Regions from separate parts of the Homo sapiens genome. Here region 2 is linked to region 1. Evidence: chromatin loops called from intact Hi-C (ENCODE). Cell type or tissue: Panc1. All regions are shown on one strand. Links, peaks and the distances in the headings refer to the core of each region. The heading gives the core; the rest is flanking DNA.

Region 1 (9,142 bases), core at 1,143-9,142:
AATTTATTAGCTAGTCTGGAAATTACAGGAAAGGAAAGGAGAAACAAAGTGCCCTTAAAAAATTGCCCCCAGGCATGAGTGGGTGGGTCTATTAGTCTGTTTCCATATTGCTATAAAGTACTGCACAAGACTGGGTAATTCATAAAGGAAAGGCTCAATTGACTCACAGTTCAGCACCGCTGAGGAGGCCTCAGGAAACTTAAACTCATGGCAGAAGGTGAAGGGGAAGCAAGGCACCTTCTTCACGGGGCAGCAGGAAGGAGAAGTGCCAAGCAAAGGGGGAAGAGCCCCTTATAAAACCATCAGCTCTCCTGAGAACTCACTATCGTGAGAACAGCATTGGGGAAATGACCCCCATGATTCAATTACCTCCACCTGGTCTCTCCCTTGACTTAATGGGGATTATGGGGTTTACAATTCAAGATGAGATTCGAGTGGGGACACAAAGCCTGACCATATCAGTGGGTAAGGGTGTGATTGAAGTCTCTTATTCCTGTCTCTCGCCTGATTAATTCTGCATACCTCACATAGCTCAGACTGCTCTGAGTTACTTTTCTTTCACATTATCGAGCACCTACTGTTTGCCAGACTGTAGGTAACAAGACGGAAACAATTTCTGCCCTCATGGAGTTCATCAATACACATACACACATCCCTCTTAGTAGGAGAAAAGGCTAGTGTTAGAGACAAATAAAAAGGTCCTTATTAATTAATATGATTAGAGCTATGAGGTGAGAGAGTGAAGTACAAAAGCTATATAAGTACAAGGGGCATAAATCTAGAACCACCCATGTCAGGGCAATAAGAATTAAAAAATGAGTTATGTTTTTGAAGGGAAATGGAGGCAGCAAGTTTCAAGGCTTGGAGACCAGTTCAGAGAAATACACCTTGCCCTTTCCACCAAGATGGATGTGATTGGTTCCACCACTTGTTATGTCTGCAGTGTGCCTTCCGGTAGAATAATATCATTAATAGTTTTTTTTCTCTTGACTTTTAATATGCAAGATGAAATCTAGTTGTCACTCCTGACTCAATGTCAGGATTAAGTAGTTAGAAGAGGCAGCTCACATTGCCTTGGCCAAGACTTAAAAGGTCTTGTATTCAAATGTAAACCAAAAATAAAACTAAGCCTCCCAGCCCACTAAATGGACCCCCTCTCAGCCAAAGTGATGCCAAACAAACATGAAAAACCAGATCAGGTCATGTTGGGAAGTGGGAACTCAGATATGTCTCATTATATCCTCTTCCTTTTGGGGTTTAGACACAACAAACCAGCATTAACATTAAAATAGAGATCTTAAGACTGACAGACTTGGTAGCAACAAGACATGAAATTCCAGCCGGGTGCCATGGCTCATGCCTGTAATCCCAGCACTTTGGGAGGCCAAAGCAGGTGGATCACTTAAGGTCAGAAGTTCAAGACCAGCCTGGCCAACATGGTGAAACCCTGTCTCTACTAAAAATACAAAAATTAGTGGGGTGTGATGGTAATCCCAGCTACTCAGGATCCCGAAACAGGACCCAAGGAGGCGGAGGTGACAGTGAGCCGAGATCGTGCCACTGCACTCCAGCCTGGGCAACAGAGCAAGACTTGGTCTCAAAAAAAAGATGAAATAACCTGACACTAGTATAGCATTACATGACAAATAGCAGGCCCTGAAGGAAATGAAAGTATTTTGTCCCAAAATATGTTTCTTTGACATATTTTATAATGGCCCTGCAAAGCTGCCTCTTGTGGGGGAAATGTGCATTCCATAGAGAATCCCCTTCCCTTTCCAGATCTTTTTCTGATCCTGAGGAGATTAGCTGAGAGTCTCTAACATCTTTTAAATGTCTGAAGAGGAAATATTTGCCATCTATTGCCTCTAAAAGCAGCCACCTTTGAGGCTTTACCTACATAATAACTTTGATCTTCACAACTGCTTATCTTAACCCAGACACCCTGTTCTGTTTATCCCAGCTTGTAAATAATAACTTAGATCTTTCTACAAATTGCCAATCAGAAAATCTTTGAATCCACCTGTGACCTGAATGGTCCTGATGTTCTGGATGGAACCAATATATACTTCACACAAAAACCAAGCTATAACCCAGCTACCTTGGACACATGTTCTCAGGACCTCCTGAGGATATGTCATGGGTCGCAATCCTTAACCTTGGCAAAATAAATCTCTAAATTGATTGAGACCTGTCTGATACTTTTTGGTTTACACAACCATGATCACTTCACCAGAGAGGCTAAAATGTTAAATCACTGGTGGTTATGTCCTCTCATTTCCTAATGAAGAAATACCTGACCTGGATACAAATGTTTCATGATCTCAGTACAAACAGTGATGTTTTAAATTAAGCTATACCGGCCACATGTGGCGGCTCACGCCTGTAATCCCTGCACTTTGGGAGGCTGAGGCAGATGGACCACTTGAGGTCCAAAGCTCAAGACCAGCCTGGCCAACATGGTGAAACCCTGTCTCTACTAAAAATAAAAATACAAAAAATTAGCCGGCTGTGGTGGGGGGTGCCTGTAATCCCAGCTACTCGTGAGGCTGAGGCAGGAGAATCGCTTGAACCCAGGAGGCGGAGGTTGCAGTGAGCCAAGATCACACTACTGCACTCCAGCCTGGGTGACAGAACAAGACTCTGTCTCAAAAAAATTAAAAATAAAAATAAATACATTAAGCTATACCACCATGTGATTTTTGAAGAAGAAGGTTAAGTGGGTATTTATATCAAGACCATTCTTTTCATTATTCACTGCTCATTATTGAGCACATTGGGGGAATCCCTAACAAAGAGATAAGGACGTTAGGTCAGGTCATTTAGCCTCTTTAAGAACCTACAAAACATGGATAAGCCTGTAATCCCAGCACTTTGGGAGGCCGAGGTGGGCAGATAACAAGGTCAGGAGATCGAGACCATCCTGGCTAACACCGTGAAACCCCGTCTCTACTAAAAAAATACAAAAAATTCTAGGGTTTTTATGGTTTTAGGTCTAACATTTAAGTCTTTAATCCATCTTGAATTAATTTTTGTATAAGGTGTAAGGAAGAGATCCAGTTTCAGCTCTCTACATATGGCTAGCCAGTTTTCCCAGCACCATTTATTAAATAGGGAATCCTTTCCCCACTGCTTGTTTTTCTCAGGTTTGTCAAAGATCAGATAGTTGTAGATATGCGGTGTTATTTCTGAGGGCTCTGTTCTGTTCCATTGATCTATATCTCTGTTTTGGTACCAGTACCATGCTGTTTTGGTTACTGTAGCCTTGTAGTATAGTTTGAAGTCAGGTAGCATGATGCCTGCAGCTTTGTTCTTTTGGTTTAGGATTGACTTGGCGATGTGGGCTCTTTTTTGGTTCCATATGAACTTTAAAGTAGTTTTTTCCAATTCTGTGAAGAAAGTCATTGGTAGCTTGATGAGGATGGCATTGAATCTATAAATTAACTTGGGCAGTATGGCCATTTTCACGATATTGATTCTTCCTACCCATGAGCTTGGAATGTTCTTCCATTTGTTTGTATCCTCTTTTATTTCATTGAGCAGTGCTTCGTAGTTCTCCTTGAACAGGTCCTTCACATCCCTTGTAAGTTGGATTCCTAGGTATTTTATTCTCTTTGAAGCAATTGTGAATGGGAGTTCACTCATGATTTGGCTCTCTGTTTGTCTGTTATTGGTGTATAAGAATGCTTGTGATTTTTCTACATTGATTTTGTATCCTGAGACTTTGCTGAAGTTGCTTATCAGCTTAAGGAGATTTTGGGCAAAGACAATGGGGTTTTCTAGATATACTATCATGTCATCTGCAAGCAGGGACAATTTGACTTCCTCTTTTCCTAATTGAATACCCTTTATTTCTTTCTCCTGCCTAATTGCCCTGGCCAGAACTTCCAACACTATGTTGAATAGGAGTGGTGAGAGAGGGCATCCCTGTCTTGTGCCAGTTTTCAAAGGGAATGCCTCCAGTTTTTGCCCATTCAGTATGCTATTGGCTGTGGGCTTCTCATAGATAGCTCTTAGTATTTTGAGATACTTCCCATTAATACCTAATTTATTGAGAGTTTTTAGCATGAAGGGTTGTTGAATTTTGTCAAAGGCCTTTTCTGCATCTATTGAGATAATCATGTGGTTTTTGTCTTTGGTTCTGTTTATATGCTGGATTACATTTATTGACAAAAACCCTAGAAGAAAACCTAGGTATTACCATTCAGGACATAGGCATGGGCAAGGACTACATGTCTAAAACACCAAAAGCAATGGCAACAAAAGCCAAAATTGACAAATGGGATCTAATTAAACTACAGAGCTTCTGCACAGCAAAAGAAGCTACCATCAGAGTGAACAGGCAACCTACAAAATGGGAGAAAATTGTTGCAACCTACTTATCTGACAAAGGGCTAATATCCAGAATCTACAGTGAACTCAAACAAATTTACAAGAAAAAAACAACCCCATCAAAAAGTGGGCAAAGGACATGAACAGACACTTCTCAAAAGAAGACATTTATGCAGCCAAAAAACACATGAAAAAATGCTCACCATCACTGGCCATCAGAGAAATGCAAATCAAAACCACAATGAGATACCATCTCACACCAGTTAGAATGGCAATCATTAAAAAGTCAGGAAACAACAGGTGCTAGAGAGGATGTGGAGAAATAGGAACGCTTTTACACTGTTGATGGGACTGTAAATTAGTTCAACCATTGTGGAAGTCAGTGTGGTGATTCCTCAGGGATCTAGAACTAGAAATACCATTTGACCCAGCCATCCCATTACTGGGTATATACCCAAAGGACTATGAATCATGCTGCTATAAAGACACATGCACACGTATGTTTATCACGGCATTATTCACAATAGCAAAGACTTGGAACCAACCCAAATGTCCAACAATGATAGACTGGATTAAGAAAATGTGGCACATATACACCATGGAATACTATGCAGCCATAAAAAATCATGAGTTCGTGTCCTTTGTAGGGACATGGATGAAATTGGAAATCATCATTCTCAGTAAACTATCACAAGAACAAAAAACCAAGCACCACATATTCTCACTCATAGGTGGGAACTGAACAATGAAAACACATGGACACAGGAAGGGGAACATCACACTCTGGGGACTGTTGTGGGGTTGGGGGAGGGGGGAGGGATAGCATTAGGAGATATACCTAATGCTAAATGACGAGTTAATGGGTGCAGCATGCCAGCATGGCACATGTATACATATGTAACTAACCTGCACATTGTGCACATGTACCCTAAAACTTAAAGTGTAATAATAATAAAATTTAAAAAATAAAAATAAATAAATAAAATAAAAATTAGCCGGGCGTGGCAGCGGGCGCCTGTAGTCCCAGCTACTCAGGAGGCTGAGGCAGGAGAATGGCGTGAACCCGGGAGGTGGAGCTTGCAGTGAGCCGAGATCGCGCCACTGCATTCCAGCCTGGGCGACAAAGCGAGACTCCGTCTCAAAAAAAAAAAAAACATGGATAAGAAAACTATCTCACAGAGTTGTCATGAAGGTGGAATGCACAGGAAGCACTTTCCACTGTGCACAACACCTGGTAAGTGTGTTCCATTATTCATTACTGTCCATTTTGGTTCAGCAGTTTAACAGCATGTCAGAATGAGTAGGAATCATAACTACTGCATAGTCATGAGTGTTTCCATTCAAAGAAGCCATTTTCTTTATTAGAAACTATAGCTTAGTGGTAACTATAGTCAACCAACTACAGTTGTTCTGGGGACTAAGGTTGCTTTCTTTGTTATACCCTTTGATTAATAATGTTAAAAGACCCAGAAGAAGAAACTGGAGAAGGACAGAAGCAATAAACACATCACACAAAGGTGAGGAGGTTGGAAATCTGAACTGAGAGAAGTAGCTCAAACATTTCTACTTTTTTCTAGTTCCTCTTTTGTCCTTTAGCCTCCTTTATTAATATCTGCTCCATAGGGGGAAAGCCTAGTGAGAAATCCAAGTTTTAGGGACCTCTATGCACTTGTTACCATGTCCACCAGGGGGAGGCCTGACAACACATTTCTGTGGTAAGGTAATAGGTGGGAGTGGGTCAAAGTCTCTTTTTTGTAGAAGTTTCTCATTAACACTTCATCAAGATTAGAAAAACAGTGATACTGTTGACGAATGCACGTGTGCCACTTGATTTCAAAGAAGCAAGTTGATTTCAACCGTCTAATTTTTTATTGGTGTGCTAAGAAAGGGGCGAATATAAACCCTAAGGGCAGAATCAAAAACCAGACTGTAAGCTGATCAAAGTAAGGGGATCTTAGACTGTTCTTTTATCAGTAGGACAGAAAAATGCACACTGGCAGAGAGCTCTAAGAAATTCCACATGTAATATCAAATAAAATTTCTAATCTCACATTGCCTTCAAATACATCTTAAATTATAGGAAATGTTTAATACACTTCTGGGGTGAAGCACATTTCTCTACCCTTACTCTTTTAAGTTTATGGGTTTTTTTTTTCCTGCTGGGTAAGAAGGATTCCATATATTCATAATTCCGCACTCGGATGAAATGAAGAGTCAACTTTCTATGGTATATCTCTGTGTATTTATATATTTGTAGTATTTATGATGTCTTACAAATACCAACTGCAAGCTAAAAAGTCACTTTACAGATAGAAATCAAGGTATAAAGTATGCAATTAGAAAAGAAGTAAACATGCCTTTGGGGATTATTATTTATTTATTTATTTTTGAGACCGAGTCTCGCTTGGTCGCCCAGGCTGGAGTGCAGTAGTGCGATTTCAGCTCACTGCAAACTCTGCCTCCCAGGTTCAAGTGATTCTCGTGCCTCAGCCTCCTGCGTAGCTGGGATTACAGGTGTGCCCAGCTAATTTTTGTATTTTTAGTAGAGACGGGGTTTCACCATGATGGCCAGGCTGGTCTCGAACTCCTGACCTCAAGTGATCCACTGCCTCAGCCTCCCAAAGTACCGGGATTACAGGCATGAGCCACCGTGCCCAGCCTGATTATAATTTATATTGGAAGTTATTGTATAAGCAGAAAATTCAGAGAGATCCAGAAAAGAGGTGGGAGCTCTTTGGGTTTTAATAGTTGGAAAACACTGCATGGAAAAAATCCAGCATGACCTGGATCTTTATAATAGTATACATAAGGAAGAGACCTGTAAGGAAACACCTGTCATACTTGTCTGTTCAATGGCACTAACACAAATAAACAAATAGGCTCACTCTCAATGTTTGAATACAGCCCAAACAATAGAAGCAGAGCTCAGTGTGACATGGAATTCCATGACAACCTTCCTTCTAAGCAAATTCCATTCAATTTTCATCCCCACTTAATCACTTGCACCATCAGTTTAAACTAGATTTTATAAGAACCTGCCTGCTAATGAATACTATTATTTCTGCATAGGGTTTTATAGAGATTTTAAAATGCTTCTCATATATCATCTCAGTTGATCTTCACAGCAAATCTGTAAAGTTGGTAGGGTTTATTGGTCCTTATTTTATAGATGGCCTGAAAAGTTAGGTGCCTTGCAAAGGTCATGCCATTAACAAAGAAGGTATATAATGTTGACGTGAAGTCCTATATGCTTTCTGCAGCAACAGATCACCTCTTGTATCATGACCAAATGTGAATCTAACTCATTTTAATTCATTTTTTCTCTTCTGTCCCTTCCTCTATCTCCATGCTTCTTTTTTGAAGATCTTCCCTTAATTTTTTTTTCCTGAAGCCTACAAATTTCTCCCACTTATTTATCTCTTTATTATTTATGTAGCTCTGATCCTTCAGGCTACACACCTTTTGCAAGGATATGGATAATGTCTACTTTCCTTTGATTTTTTTGTCCTCCTCCTGTTTGTTCTATTCTGACTCTAGAGACAACAGGCTATTTGGCATAGATTTTATATGTGAATTGGTCCCTTTCCTTCTTATCTGAGGCATTTAAGCATGAGTTGACCCAAATTGACATGCTCTCTGGACTTCTATTCATTACACAGACTTCAGCTTCCACAACATCTAAAATAGTCTCTAACTGGATATCAGATTTCAGAGTGGTTTTTTTTTTTTTTTGGGACTTACTGGTCACAGTGCCACCAAACCTTTATATTCTCAGGTCCACATATCAAAAATCTGCCCTGGATTATAATATTATGCTGCTTTACCACAATATGTCTTCCACCTAATCATATGATCTCCAACAATTTTATTCCTGAATAATAATGTATGTAGACAAATATTTAGCTTGCTGCTTAATCCTGTGTCCTTTAAAAACTGTTCTTCAGATCTTATTTCTTCAGATGTTTCTTCACACATAAACCATAAGCTTTACATCACACTCCATCACAGTCTGTCTAAAACTAGGCAAAATGGGATTTCACATCAAAGTTTCACCTATATAATCCCTGAGGACCAGCTGACTTGGAAATTAATCCTAGCAACAGATAATCTTCGCAGAGATTTCTGATGAAGTGTTTTTTTCCCTGAGACATTGCTGGCAGTCCTTTTTAATTCCGGTGACCTTAGAGGAATAAGCAGATGTCCCAACCCTATCAGAAGTTCCTTTTGCCTTTTCCCCTCCTCAAGGTACAGCAGAATTTATCTCTCTGCTTTTTTTTGTTCCATCCTTTATACATTTAAAAAAAGAGAGAGATGTTACAACATTTCTTTTGCTTCTTTTTCTGCTACCTTTCTACTCTTTGAGACGACTATTATCAGACAAAGCTGGCTGCAGATCTTGGCTCCACCCCACTTTATCACCTGTGTGACCCTCAGCAAATGAACCTCTGAATCTCTGAACCTCAGACTCTGTGTGTGTAATATACAAAAGGTGATAGCTACTTCAAAAGGCTGTTGTCAGGAACAAGGCAGATAATATACCTAAAGCACGTAGCACAATGTCTGGTTCATAATAAGTGCCAAGACACCATGTTATTATTTATTATTATTATTTTTCCTCTTCTCAATTTCAGTTCTTCCCAGTGCTTACTTCCCAATTACTTCATGGCATAATCTTTTTACTCTCCATCAATTATTTTTCAAGGACTCTATTCCCTCTCAAAGTGGACTACTAGCTAACCTTCTACCAAAGCAGCCATCAATATTCAGGACGCCAATAATACTGATTAAATATTCACTGTAATGTCTAGTCCTA
Region 2 (9,115 bases), core at 1-8,000, 100 kb after region 1:
ACCTGGTTTCCAAGCCTTTTTTTCCCCCGACATCCAGAATACACACTGGATCCAAGCCTTTCTTAAACATCAGTACATGTGGAAGACTGGCATGCCATATACCAAATGCCATTCAGCTGTAACAGTATACACAGATTTTCTCTTATAAAGAATAAGAACATCATAACCAATGACCACTCATATAAAGTCTTATTTGTGTGTGTGTGTGTGTGTGTGTGCACGTGTGTGTGTTAGAGTCTCATTATATTGCTCAGGCTGGAGGGCATGGTGTGATCTTGGCTCACTGCAGCCTTGACCTCCTGGGCTCAAGTGATCCTTCCGAGTCGTTGGGACTACAGTAGGTGAACACCACCATGCCTGGCTAATTTTTGTATTTTTTTTTTAATCAAGATGGGATCTTGCTATGTTGCCCAGGCTGGTCTCAAACTCCTGGCATCAAGCGTTCCTCCTTCCTTGGCCTCCTTAAGTGCTGGGATTATAGGTGTGAGCCACCATGCTTGACCATAAAGCCTTACTATTTCTTTTGGAGACACAGTCTTGCTCTGTCCAAGCTGGAATGCAGTGATGTGATCATGGCTCACTGCAGCCTTGAACTCCCAGGCTTAAGAGATCCTCCCATCTCAGCCTCCTGAGTAGCTGGGATTATAGGTGCAGACCATCAAGCCTTGCTATTATTTTTTAGACTTTTCTTAATTTCATCCAACAAAGTAGTTGCTGTAGGAGCTGAGTGTTAGAAGGAAAGATGCTGAAGAAATGAAATCAAGCAGGGTGTATACTGTCATGAATAGGCATACAGTAGTTTTTATACTTTTGTTCTTTGGAGTACCAATGTTAGGTTTTACAAAAGTAATTTGATGAGGGGAAGGAGGGTTGTGTATTTATTTTACTTTCTGATGTTTGCTTAAATAATACTGTGTACGTATTCAGCTTGCTGTAATTCTGTAATTACGCTATTGCGTTTGGCTAACTCCTTTTTGGAAATGTCTTTTTTTTTGTACAAGGCATGTGTTAGTTTTTACTAATTGCTCTGAATGTGTATATTTAGATTTCTGAATTGAAAAAAAATAGCGTACAATAAGTAGATTTAAAGTAATTAGAACACTTTATTGATTTTTCTGATGTTTTCTGTATCTAAAATTTATCACCACCAGGTTGTGCTAAAACAGCAGGAAGTTTTTATATTGTGAGTGACAGTACCCATTATTTCTCTTAATTTTACTAACATTTACTATAAGAATATTCTCTCGCTCTTTTCTCCACTCACAGCCATTCTCCCTCCTTCTCTTCATAACATCAAGCTGTCACAGACAAATCTGAAAATGTTACAAGCACAGACTATGTTGTATGTTTTGAAATTTTAGAACAGTAATGTTCTTTTTAAAATTGAACTTCTGCAGAGTAAGAAAATGAATACATTTATTACTTTAAATTTGTAAAATTTTCCAAAGTAAAACCATACAAAGCTAGTGTCAGTCTCTCTCATTGTTCACAAATAAAGGACTTTTGTTAATTGATTAAATCACTTACTATATTCGATATGAAATATATAAAACATACAACCATTATCTAATACATTTCAGAATGTTTCACTGGTTACAGGAGCCAGTAAATAAAGTTGACTCTAAACAGGAATTTTAAATAAACTAAACATTTTTTCATCACCAAGCATCATTTATATATTGGTTTCTGATTTACATATGTGATGTCTAAGAAAATCTCTGACTTTATTCTTTTTTGCCTGTATTAATTTAAAATTTATCCCATTTCGTCTCCCCCTTCCCACAAATCAGGTATACAATGGGGGAAGAGGGAAAGGAGTACATAGTTTTGACACAGTGACCTTTTATTATATAGGTTACCAACTGCTAGCCTTCATATTTTTAGAAAGGGCAGTTTTGATTAGACCCATCTATGAGGTTCTGTTTTTTTTTTTACTGGAAATTTCATGCGTTAAATGTTGGGTAGGATTAAGTGATGAGACGACGGGTCCAAATGTATTAATCACTGGGAAGTGTTGAAGTATTACCGACCATCTTACTCATTTCTTTATTTTTTCCTCTCAGTCACCAGTCAGAACAGGTCATCAGTAGTTGTGTAACTAAGATGAACAGGAACTTTGGTGTCAGGGGATACTTAGTGATGCCAGTAGTTTTTCCAAGCTTGAATTTATACTGTGACTATCAGGCAATATTTAGATGGGGGTAATGGAAACTTTTTTAAAGTATAGGAATTTTCTCCTTATGCTGACATAAGTAACATCTGATGCTGTAGAAGCTTAGTATCAAATATTAATTGGACTGAAATAGTTCAGAATATTTTCCCAAAATGATTTCCTCCCACTCAGTTTTTACTTTTGCAGAGCTTCTACTTACCATTTGTAGTAACCTGAATGACAATAAAATGGTGAAAAAAAGATTTGAAATGGTGAAACCGCCTTCTTCCAGATATCATTCAGGTGACTAAAATGCAAAACCAAGTACAATAGACAAATAATAGCAACACTAGAAAACAAGAAATACTACCGTCAATAGAGCAGCAATTTCTAGGTATTTTTGGAAGACAGGAGGGACATAGGGATTGACAGGTGTTTGTTGGTGTCAGTGTGAGCAAACCACGTAAGCTGAGTGAAGCAGAAATGGAGAGGTCTCACCAATTCTGAGTAGTGAGGGCTAGTAACAAAGATTAACCCTAAGGTGGGTGGACATGGGTGTGTGGTGGCTGGTTCCTGTAGTCGCAGCTACTCAGGAGGCTGAGATGGGAGGATCACTTGACCTAGGAGTTCAAGTCAAGCCTGGGCAACATGGCAGGACCCTATCTTTAAAAAAAAAAAAAAAAAAAAAAAGGCCCTTAAGGTGGTTGGAGAGAAATTACAGGGTGCATGGGGCAGGAGAGGGGTAGGTATCAGTAGACGTAAGGTTTGCTTTTTTCTCCCCAGTGAATATTTTACTCAAAACTGAGGAAAGTAGAGTGATACGCTACTGCAGAATAGGTTTTTTGTTTTTTTTTTCAAGCCGGGTGCTGTGATTCTTGACTATGGCTGAGTAGAATCAACCGTCAGTGCATGCAGATAGCTGGGCCAGAATCTGGAGGGTGGAACTGGCCATTTAAAAAAGTTCTTTAGATTTAATAATGTGGAGCTATCATTGGTGGGAGTAGTATTATAACTCAGAGCTTCCTAACTTCCTAAGCTGGCAGTTCAGTAGTGGCTGATAATGAGTGAATCATGTATATGGCAATCTTACACTTGTTATTGTATGTCTTTTTTATAGCCATCCTAGTGGGTTTGAAGTATCTCGTGATTTTGATGTGTTTACATTCTGACTAATGATGTTGAGCATTTTTTTATGTACTTCTTGGCCACTTGTATTTCTTTGGAAAATTATCTATTCCAGTTCTTTGCCCATTTTGAAATGGGTTATCTCATTTATTACAGTTTCAGGAGTTCTGTATATATAATAGACATAAAGCCACTATAAAATAAATTAATTACAAATATTTTCTCCCATTCCAGGAATTGTTTTTTCACTTTATTGATGGTATCAGTTGCAGCACAATAATTTTAATTTTGATGGGGTCCAGTTTATCTATTTCATTTTGTTGCTTGTGCTTTTGGTGTCATATCCAAGAGACCATTGCAAAATTGAAGATTATGAAGATTTACCCCCAGTATTTTCTTCTGTTTTATAGTTTTAGCTCTTGCATGTAGGTCTATCCATTTTGAGTTAATTTTTGTGTATGATGTGAGATAGGTGTCTAGCTTCATTCTTTCACCTGTGGATATCTGTTTTCCTAGCACCATTTGTTGAAAAGATTATTTTTTCTCTGTTGAATTGTCTTGACACCCTGGTGAAAAATCGATTGACCACAGATCTATGGGTTTATATCTGAAGTCTCAATTCTATTACATTGATTTATATGTCGTCTTTATGCCAGTATGACATTGTCTTGACTACTGTAATTTGTTATAAATTTTATAATAGGAAATCTGAGATCTCCAACTTTGATTTTTTTGAAGATTGTTTTAACTACTCTGGATCTCTTTCATATTCATCTGAATTTTAGGATCAGCTTGTCAATTTCTGTAAAGAAACCAGCTGGGTTTTGATAGGGATATATTGGATCTGTAATTAAAGTTGGTGCTTTTGTATATTAGTTTCTAGTATTCTGTGTCATCAGTGGCATCTTCATATTAACTTGCTTATGGCAGATTATAAATTTGTTCTCTACATAATTTTGGAGCATGATTGTGGGCTAACCTGCCAGTGAGAGTGGCTGCTGTGCAGCTGACAGTCTTCTATATTTGTGGAAAGGCAGGAGAAACAGCACGTTCAATTGCCTCGTGTTAGGATGGACAGAATTCGGTTAATTCAAGAGATATTTGAGAAGTTGAATCCACAGGACTTGATAATTGATGGAGTGTGAGAGATAAGGTAGAGAAAGATAGAAAAGGTTATGCTTAAGTTTCTTTGGGCAGCCAAGATGGGGAATGTTGAAGAAGGAGCTGAATTCCTTCAATTTGATCATTTCTCTACCTAGACCTATAGATTTCTGGTCCCTCTAGGTTATTGTATCCAGGGCTCTAAAGGCAGAACAAGGCTAGGATTTAGGATGCAGGCATGCATACAAAAATATGTTAAAGCTGGAAGGGTTGATAGAGTTACTACATTAGGCATAGCCAAGGCTTTATTTATATAGAGACAAACATAAGAGCTCTGAATGCATCCAAAGAAATCAGAGCTTGTATCCAAGGACATCAATGCTATTGGGGACAGAAAGGTGAGACATCAGTACTGTAAGTGACAACAGACAGCCTGAGATGTCAGTGTAGGCAGAAGTTAGGCTGGGGTCTCCAGAATCAGATGTTCAACTGACAGCAAGTGTGAAGGAGGACTTTGTCAGGGAGAACTGGGATCAGTTTCCAGAACCAGGAGAGTAGAATAAATAACATCATCTACCTGGAGTCTGAAGTTCATCCAAACTAGTGTTTATCAAAGAAATTTTAAGAATCATCTGTAAAACACGTAAAATGGAAATTCCTGGATCTCTCAGCAGGTCAACAAGAGGCTCAAGTGATCCTGCCACAGATGGAATATTGATCGTAATTTAAGAAACACTGATGAAACTATCAAAAAGACCAATTTCATGATGAATCAGCAAGCTACTAGGACATACGTCCTCTGTTGACATCTAGGACAAATCTTAATGTATGAATGGAGATTGGGGTTATCTACAAGGAATGGAGCTGTTACCAGAAAGGGGATCTTGATTCAGACCCCAATAGAGGCTTGGATCTTGCACAGGAAAGAATTCAAGATGAGTTGCAAAGTGCAGTGAGAAGAGATAGTTTATTGAAAGCTACTCCATTCCAGAGTAGGCATCCTCAGAAAACAAGCAGAGGAATGCACTGTCTTTAAGTTTTTCTTATATAGGGGTCTTCTCTATGTAAAGACTAAGGTGTGCGTACAGGTGGATAGACAGATAGCATGACAAAATTTAGTACTTTATTGATTTAAGGAAATCCATCCTTGGCCAGGTGCGGTGGCTCACGCCTGTAATCCCAGCACTTTGGGAGGCCTAGATGGGCGGATCATTTGAGGCCAGGAGTTCAAGACCAGCCTGGCCAACATGGCGAAACCCCATCTCTACTACGAAATACAAAAATTAGCCAGGCATGGTGGCACACACCTGTAATCCCAGCTATTCAAGAGGTTGAGGCAGGAGAATCATTTGAACCCGGGAAGCGGAGGTTGCAGTGAACCAAGATCATGCCACTGCACTCCAGCTTGGGTGACAGAGCCAAACTCCATCTCAGATAAATAAATAAATAACTCTGTGTTTGACTTCTTAGTGTGTAAGTGCATCAAAGCATAACTATAATTCTTGGAAGCATATATTGTTATGAGTATTGGGACTTCTGGACTTTCTGCTGTAGGAGTTTGTTCTTACAGGTGTCTTTAAGCTGTTTTCTTAGCTGTGAACATCTTAGTTCTATGGGTCATGACTGGGAAGTTTAAGATGGAGTTGATTTTAAAATGGTGTCACTCTGGCTCTTCTAGGCTTCTGCTTCCCTAATACAGTCACACTAGATAGATCTTTGGCCAGTCATGTCCTGTCATCCTCTAAATCAGGGTTTCTTGACCTGATTGGTGGGGAGGGAGGGCAGAGCAGTTTGCCTCAGAACATTTGGCATTATTCTGAGAAATACATGATTGTCATGACTGGGGAGGGTACTACTGGCATCTAGTGGGTAGAGGACAAGGATGCTGCAGAGTCATCCCCATAGCAAAGAATTGTCCAGTCCCAAACATCAGTCTTGCTGCTGTTGAGAAAGCCTGCTCTATATCCTGAAGGATCTTGTGATAAAGAGAAGAGTAATTGCTTCCTAGGTTCAAGAGACATGGCTAAGGTAGTTCTAACTCTTTTTCTGGGGGGCTGCTACAATTAGCAATATCCACACCACTACCGAAAGAAATACTAAACTTTTTGGAAAGAGAAGGATTGGGGAGAAGTGTGTGCAATGAGACAGGAAAGCCCCAGGAACTCCCCTGAAGTCTTTTCCATGAAGACTGATCCATGACAACAGCTGTGTGCATGGTATTAGAAATCCCTGTGGAAAGTGACCAGTAAAGAGAGCTTGTACTTGTGTAACAGTTTAGTTTACAAAGCACTTGTGTATTGCTTAGCTTCTTCTTTGCCTTGGGAAGTAACCAGGATTATTGGTTTCCTGTGGCTGCTGTAACAAATAACCAGAAATTTGGTAACTTCAAACAAGAGAAATTTATTCTCTCACAGTTCTAAAGGGCGGAAGTAATCCTGGCTCATGCCTGTAATTCTAGCACTCTGGGGGGCTGAGGCAAGAGGATCACTTGAGCCAGGGGTTCGAGACCAGCCTGGGCCACATAGTGAGACCTCATCTCTAGTAAAAAATTAGCTAGTCGTGGTGGTGCACAACTGTATTCCCAGCTACTTGGGAGGCTGAGGTGGGAGGCTCGCTTGTGTCAGGGAGTTTGAGGCAGCAGTAAGCCGAGACTGCACCACTGCACTCCAGCCTGGACAACAGAGCTAGACCTTGTTTTAAAAAAATAAAAAACAGTAATTTTAAAAGGCTAGGCGTCAAAAATCAAGGTGTCAACAGAACCATAATCCTTGTGGAAGCTCTAGGGGAGAATCTGTTCTTTGTTTCTTCCAGTTTCTGGTGCTGTCAGCATTCTTTGGCTTGTAGTGGCTGCAGCTCCCTCTGCTCCGTTTTCATATCTTCTCTTCTCTATGTGTCCCCAGACTCCTTCTGCCTTTCTTTCCCAAGGATACATGTGATTTCATTTACGGTCCTCCCAGATAATCAGGAAAAACCCTTCATCTCAAGAAACTTAATCACATCCTTTGCCATACAATAATACTCATGGGCTGCAGGGATTAGGGCGCAAGCATTTCCTTCTTTGGCCTACCATTCACCCCACTATACACAACAACAACACCCATCTTATAGATTATTTAGTAGGTCACACGGCTAATTAATTGTGGAATTCAGCATTGAGCTCAAATCCTGGTTTCATCTTTCATCACTATAGGGTGTATCATAATAAGAAACAAAGATGAGAAAAAAACAGGTAAGGCACAAAAAGAGAATAGAGGAGAAATAGGGATGTGGAAAACAAAATTAAGTTGCAGACTTGAGATTTTGGACAGTAAACAGAAAAAAATATTGCTGTGGAAAAGGTCAACAGGTGAGCCCAGGGACAATTGCCAATTAATTTTTCTTTGTCACCATATCTCCAAGTGGCTTAGTGCTCTAGGCCTGGAACTGTCTACAGTTGAAATAATTCCACTTACTTACAATAATTGGTACAGTGCCTTGCAAATAACGTTTCATCATTGGAAGGCACCATAGTTACTGGGCCCTCTAACATTTTTTGAAGCTTAAGTTCTATAAGGCCTTGTTGATTTGGTATTTTTATAAACCTTGCAAATAGTTAAACCTTGCCAGATGACTAACACTCCCAGGTAAATGGTAAACAATGTGGCTCTCATTTTTTCTACTCCTTGTCCGACATTGTCCAATTGAGAGAGACCACTGTCTTTAGGCCAGCTCCTCACAACCTTGCAGCACATTAGAGTCGCCTGGGGGAGTTTGTTTATTTCTTAATTTATTTTGAGACAGGGTCTTGCTCTGTTGCTCAGGCTGGAGTGCAGTGGCACGAAGAAGGCTCACTGAAGCCTCAACTTACTGGGCTCAAGGGATCCTCCCACCTCAGCCTCCCATGTAGCTGGGTGGGACCACAGGTGCGTGCCATCACGCCTAGCTAATTTTTTAAATTTTTTGTAGAGATGGGGTCTTGCTGTGTTGCCCTGGCCGGTCTCGAACTTCTGGGCTCAAGCAATCCTCCCACTTTGGCCTCCCAAAGTGCTGGGATTACAGGCATGAACCACTGCGCCTGCCCTCACCAAAGGAACTTTAAAAAAACATAATATTCTTGCCCACCTCAGACAATTAAAGAGCCAGAGAGTGGGGCCTGAGAAAAGGGGTCCTCAAATGTTTTTACTTCTATTTTTTTATTTTCAAATTCACATTTTAAAATAGGCATATACAATTTTGTGTTTAAAGAGATAAAGGACTAAATTTCTAGCATATTGTAAATACTGACTTAAGATAAAAGTCATATCACTTTTGAAATGTGTATAATAGGTTCTAAATACCATAGTTAACACACTTCTTATCATTGGGAATTTTCCCACCTTTCTATTCCACACTTTCCATAGAATTTTATCCTACTAACATATTTTCATGCTTGGATATCTTTTGTTTATCACCCTATCATGTAAGTCTTCTGGAGCAAGAATACCTATATAAATTTGGATTTAACTTTTAAGATTTCCTGTTTCCTTAGGCTCTAAGTCCTTAAAATTTCTGGATAGTGTGCTCATTGTAATTGCTATTGAATGCACTTGATAAAAGCAACATTAATATAATTTGGTGGGTATAAAAACCAAATTTCTACCAGTGAAAGAATAAACTAAATAAGGTATATTTATATGATGGAATGCTCAGCAATAAAAAGTCAGGAACTACTTATATATACATTAGCATGAATAAATTTCAAAACTGTTGTGCTAAAAG

What was found. Peaks named below come from ENCODE experiments on the same cell type or tissue, not always from the same donor. Only the 100,000 strongest peaks of a DNase experiment are listed, where the experiment ranks them.
Region 2: it touches region 1 in a loop (3-fold over the local background); 48 of 110 quality-filtered maps call a loop at or near these places.

Annotation. Positions count from the first base shown.
Region 1 is chr10:58,293,681-58,302,822 of GRCh38, forward strand. No RefSeq gene overlaps it. Among named protein-coding and RNA genes, the nearest start is that of CISD1, 29 kb to the left of the region's middle. In Panc1, for the core only: CTCF peaks have their summits at 6,019 (motif pointing right) and 6,281; a DNase peak (open chromatin) is centred at 6,021; H3K27me3 peaks cover 178 bases.
Region 2 is chr10:58,397,556-58,406,670 of GRCh38, forward strand. TFAM (transcription factor A, mitochondrial) reads left to right here. Exons shown (of 7, transcript NM_003201.3): 7 at 1-1,665. Among named protein-coding and RNA genes, the nearest start is that of TFAM, 17 kb to the left of the region's middle. In Panc1, for the core only: no CTCF peak of the experiment used is centred there; a DNase peak (open chromatin) is centred at 3,197.